Regions from separate parts of the Homo sapiens genome. Here region 1 is linked to region 2. Evidence: chromatin loops called from intact Hi-C (ENCODE). Cell type or tissue: IMR-90. All regions are shown on one strand. Region 1 has its middle 24 kb from the start of MAGEF1. Region 2 overlaps EPHB3 (EPH receptor B3).

Evidence for each region. Peaks named below come from ENCODE experiments on the same cell type or tissue, not always from the same donor. Only the 100,000 strongest peaks of a DNase experiment are listed, where the experiment ranks them.
Region 1: a loop joins it to region 2, with 4 times the contacts of the local background. A loop is called at or near these places in 2 of 110 quality-filtered maps.

What each region holds. Positions count from the first base shown.
Region 1 is chr3:184,687,158-184,689,657 of GRCh38, reverse strand. No RefSeq gene overlaps it. Among named protein-coding and RNA genes, the nearest start is that of MAGEF1, 24 kb to the left of the region's middle. In IMR-90, a CTCF peak has its summit at 1,004 (motif pointing left); a DNase peak (open chromatin) is centred at 877; H3K27ac peaks cover 2,194 bases.
Region 2 is chr3:184,567,670-184,570,169 of GRCh38, reverse strand. All of the region lies in intron 1 of EPHB3 (EPH receptor B3), which reads right to left. Among named protein-coding and RNA genes, the nearest start is that of EPHB3, 7.1 kb to the right of the region's middle. RefSeq lists enhancers at 1, 2-948, 1,291-1,803, 1,804-2,318. In IMR-90, no CTCF peak of the experiment used is centred here; a DNase peak (open chromatin) is centred at 1,099; H3K4me3 peaks cover 1,028 bases; H3K27ac peaks cover 2,325 bases.

The DNA.
Region 1 (2,500 bases), 120 kb before region 2:
CATTCTGGCAGCAGGTAGCAGAAGCGCATGTCTGTTGCCCCATCAGGGCTGTGGGCATCTTAAAGGAACCCCAGCTGGTGCCTGACAGAGGGGCTGGTAAATGCTTGAGAAATGGAGGGACTAAATGAACAGAATTTTATTGGGGAGCTTCCTAAAGGTAGTGGTTGGATCTTTAAGGAGTTGATGTTTTTGGATCATACTTTTTCTTTAAAGAAATCAAAGCTCTTTCTCGTTCCCAATGCTTGGTCTTAGCCGTACCCGTTTCTAAATGTTAGAATTCTCTTAACAATGTTTATTTATTCATTCCACAAATGTTTCTTAAGCATATACTATGCGCCAGGCTAGAAAGCAAAATCTTAGAAGACATGGCCTCTGTCCTCAAAGATGTAACTATGAAGTGGCCAGAAATGGGTGCAGACAAGCACGTGGATAATTTTAAGCTATGACCCTCTGGAGGATTCTATAGGAACCCATGAAGGAGGCTCCACCAAATCCATCCAGGAGGGACCAAGGAAAGACAAGGCTGCCACGTGTGGCTGCACAGGTCGTGCACTGCACAAGCCAGGATACCTCTTGGAGTTGTGTGATGCGGCGGTCTAGTCCTTCCAGGCCAGGAGCAACTGAAGCGCTGTTGCTGCCCCCACCCCAATGCCCAACCCCATCCATCTATCTGGTCCCAGAGCATCTTTCCCCTCTGGCTCCTCTCCTCAATAAAAATTCCTTTGTCCGACCTTCCAGAGGTTTCTTTAGAAAAACTCTCCAGTAGTTCTTGCTGTCCCCTTTCTCCTGCCAGCTCTATAAAGCAAGCTGGCTCCTCTCAGAGATTTACGTTTTTGGGGAGTGTGAGTCACGGGGAAAGAACTCTTTCCACAGCTTTCTAACCTTTGATGTGACCTCCAATACCCTGTGGCTAATACAGAGTGATCTAAATCTCACAAAGCTCATACACACAAGAGCTGCACTGCATTGGGCCGTGAAAAAGGCCTCTGGCTAGCCAGCTCCTGCCACCAGCTGGAGGAATGTTCTCCATTCCCACCTACACCAACAGCCCTCCTCCAAGATCCTTCCACTCTCCTGGCAGCTCCTGCAGGGGCAGTGGCCCAGGGCCCCAGTGGCTGGGAGAGAAGGTTTGCTAAGCCCTCCCCCGACCCCATGTCCCACCAGTCCATAGCTGGACCCAGAACCTCAGCTCCTCCAATTCTGGCAAGAAAGGCCTCAGTTGTTGAGCAAGAGAGAGAAAGACTGGAGAAACAGACATCTAAAATACAGCCTCCTTGATGAGAAGAACAGCTGGGACCAGAAAGATGCTTGTGAATTATGGGTGACATGACTGTTGAGGTCATGCCTGATGTGGACACAGGCGGCTATGGGCCTGGCTCAAACTGAACTTTCTGGAGGTTTTCCTGCAAAGCAGAACGATGTAAGTGAAATCTACTTTTTCCATAAAAATGATGGCTTTTTGAAGACCAATCCATCAGCAACAAATTTAATGAGCTAGAAATGACATGCCTGCTCTCCACACACTATACCTCTTTCTCAAGCAGGATACAGAACAAGCAAGGCAAGGTGGTAACTAATGAGATAATATCAATGAAACGCCTCGCCCAGTGCCTGGCCTATAGTAGGCGATCAATAAATGCTCACTGTTACTATAATGTTTTATTTTACTATTTGAGCAATCCCTGAGAGAGGAACTGAGTAGTGCAGAGAGAGGGGCTATAAAGTTTCCAGGAACTAGTCTGAGGGCCTGCCTGCCCGCGCGCCCGGGGAGGGGCCCGGGAGACCTCCGGCTAGGGTTTCACATCAGGAAGTTGGCTGACTGCGCAGAACGACACTTGCGCGCTACTACTGCTCATGCTGAAAATAGCACCACCACACAACCGGCCACAAAGGCAGGGGGACAGGCAGTGGCAAAACCGAAGTCATGGCCGGCTTCAGGATACTCAGTCTGGGATGGATGCCCTTTCCTTCCTCCCTCCCCTCCTCCCCATTCCCCATAGCAATCTGGAAGTCAGAGGGACTCAAAGCATGTCTTTGTCACTGGGTTTGGGCCCCACAGGCTGTGGGGTCCTGGGCCACCACACCCTCCCAGGGCAGGGAAATGGAGCCTGGGCTGGCTGCCAGCAACCTTCTCCTGGTCTCCGCAAACCCGCCCCATCCATCCCTCCCGTTCTAGGAAGTAGGCCACATGGACATTTGACCCAGACTCAAGTCAGGAGAGGGAGTTCCTTTCCTGCCCCTCTGAACACTGCGGGGGTCTTGCACCCTGGAAAGCCTTTTCAGAGGTTTCTCTTCTCCCATGGCCGGGATGCATCAGAAGGGACACAACAGCAGGAACCTTGGTTCTCTTTCCCGAGGGTTGAGGCTGGGTTGTGGGAAGGACTAGGTCATATTCTGCTGGGCAGCCACCTAAGAGGCCCCAGATGTGGCACCAGCTAATCCTCCGTACTCTCAAAACACCACCTTTGACATTGAGGCATCTGCCTTCTCAGCCTGTTAA
Region 2 (2,500 bases):
CTCCTTTGTGCATCTAGGGCCAGGGGCTTTGTCACAGTACCCGGCCTGTGTTCTGAGCTGGTTTCTTGTCTGTTTCACCTTGTTTGGTCATAGGAGGGGCCCGTTAATGTTTCTGACATACACTTGCTCCCTTAGGAACCTGGTTCTGCGCTCTGGCTGGATGTCCCTACTCTCTGAAAGACAGTGTGACCCCCAGATTAGACCTGGGTCAGGAAAGGAAGGAAAGAGGTGCCAACTCCTTTCCCGTGGCCTGGAAGACAGTGCAGCCAGCTCTGAAGCTGGAATGGGGCAGGGTTGCCCCAGGACCTCTGGAGGCCTCTACATCATCCCCTCTGGGTGCCCAAGTGGGGAAAAGCCCAAACCCCGCGGCCACAGGCTTGCAGCCTTCAGTGGTTTCCCGGAGGCTGGGTCTGAGCCGAGGACGGCGGAGGACCCCGTGGGTGGACAAGGCAGCTGTGACCCCAGCCCCCCGCCATGTCAGGCAAAGGGGCTGCAGGCAGCAGCCATTCACTGCAGGGAGGGAGGCTCCTCCCGCTGCCGCAGCCCCTGGTCCCCTGAGGGCCCGGCTGTAAGGGGAGCGATCCTGGCCTCTGGCAGACAGACAGACAGACAGACAGACACAGACATTCGGCCTGGGGGGTACTCGAGGGAAGCCGAGATGCTCAGAAGCCGGGGCCCACAGAGACAGGCGGGGAGGGAGGCGGGCGGGGCAGCGACTGGAGCTGGCGGGCGGTGGGCGGCACGGAGCCGGAGGGATGTGCGGAGCCGGCTGGCGGGGATCCGACAGCCGGGATGGCCGGCGGCTGACTACAAAGACAGGGAGACCGAGAGACGCGGAGGCCCGAGGAGACAGGGACAGAGGGAGGTTGCCAGGCGGCCTCGTCCCCAGCCGGCAGCGCGAGTGTCAGTCCCGGGAGCCGGCAGAGCAAGCGCGCCCTGCCCCCGCAGCCAGTCCTCCCGCCGGTCCGCCCGCCGGTCCGCCCGCCGGAGCAGGCCGGGGCTCCAGCCGCTCCCTCGCGCCGCCTCCCTCCTCCCTCTCCCTCACTTCCTTCTGCTCAGCCTGTGCCAAACCCATCTGGAACTGTTTAAACCCAAATATTCAGCCCCCTCCCCCTCCAGCCAGATTCCTCCACAGTTTAAAACAAGCCCTGCGCTGGCTCCGGGAGGAGGGAGCGGAGGGAGGGGACGGCGGAGAGGCGGCGGCGGGAAGGAGGGAGGGAGCGAGGGAGGCAGGGAGGCTCTTCATTTCTGTTTAATTTCTGGGGAGCGAGAGAGGGAGGGAGGGAGGGGATCGGCCCTTGGCCATCGCTCAGCCTTGGCCATCGCTCAATCTCGCCACATTTTTCCCATTAATGAAGAGAGGACTTGGGTTTCGAGTCATGTGTGCCCGAGGAAGGGCTCGGTCACTCCGGTGGGGAGGGGGCCGCGTGCTCTCGGTTTCCCCGTTTCTCAGGGGGAGAGGAGGAGCCTGCTCCCTTCAGCCTGCCCAGGCACAGAGGACGGGGCAAGGCCCTCCTCAGCCCTGGGGTGCCTGGTCCCTGCCTTCGGCAGGAGGTGAGGGGGATGTGGGGGGGGGGTCATAGAACCCATCTGTCCGTGGTATTGGGAGAAAGAGACCCAGCCCACCTTTTCTGTGCTGTGTGTGCGGCGTGTGCATGTGTGTGCACGTGTGTGTACGTGTGTTGTACATACACACGTTGGGACGGGGGTATGAGGGGCAGCGGGTAAAGACAAAAGAGGAGTGAGTGAGCAAGTTCTCAACTCCCCCAGCTGCCTGCTGCACCCCATCCCTCGCCGTCCTGCCATGTATCTGCAGGAGGCAGAGGGGAGAAGAGGCTGGCCACCCTAGACACTGGGCTGTGTCAGGCAGGAAACCACAACTGCCCAGCAAAGTCACCAGGGAGGTAGTCACCAGGCCTGGGGTCTTTCGGGGACTGGAGCTTTGATGCTCAGGAGCTAAGCAATACCTCTTTCAGGTTTCCACAGGGCCATGGAGAGCAGCCACGTGGCAGCAGCTGTGTGGCCCTCACCCATGCACAAACACACAGATGCACGCGCAGCATCCAGTCCTGGGGGCTGGGCTCACTCCCCGCCACTGGGGCTAAAGAGTGACAAGTCAACACATATGGTGGACAAAAACACACAAAGCCACAGCCGCCCACAAACACACACCCAGCTTCACACAGAGCCATGGTCTGTCTTTCTCAGACACACGGATGCATATGGTACAAACAGATTAGTCTTCCTTAGACATTCATATACAGTGAATCTTTCCTACACAGAGATCTGGCTTGCCTTAGGCGGACCCACGCTTCCAGCCTACCTATGTGCAGATTTCCTGAAACATATGCGCACACAGAGGGCACTCACCCCCAACCCTGCAGTATGTTCTCCTTACACACCCAATTGCACATGCTATCACCAGCTGCAAGTCACACAGTCTTCGGTGTAAAGTGCAAACACAAACACCAGTTTCCCTGTATAGACTTGGCGACATGCT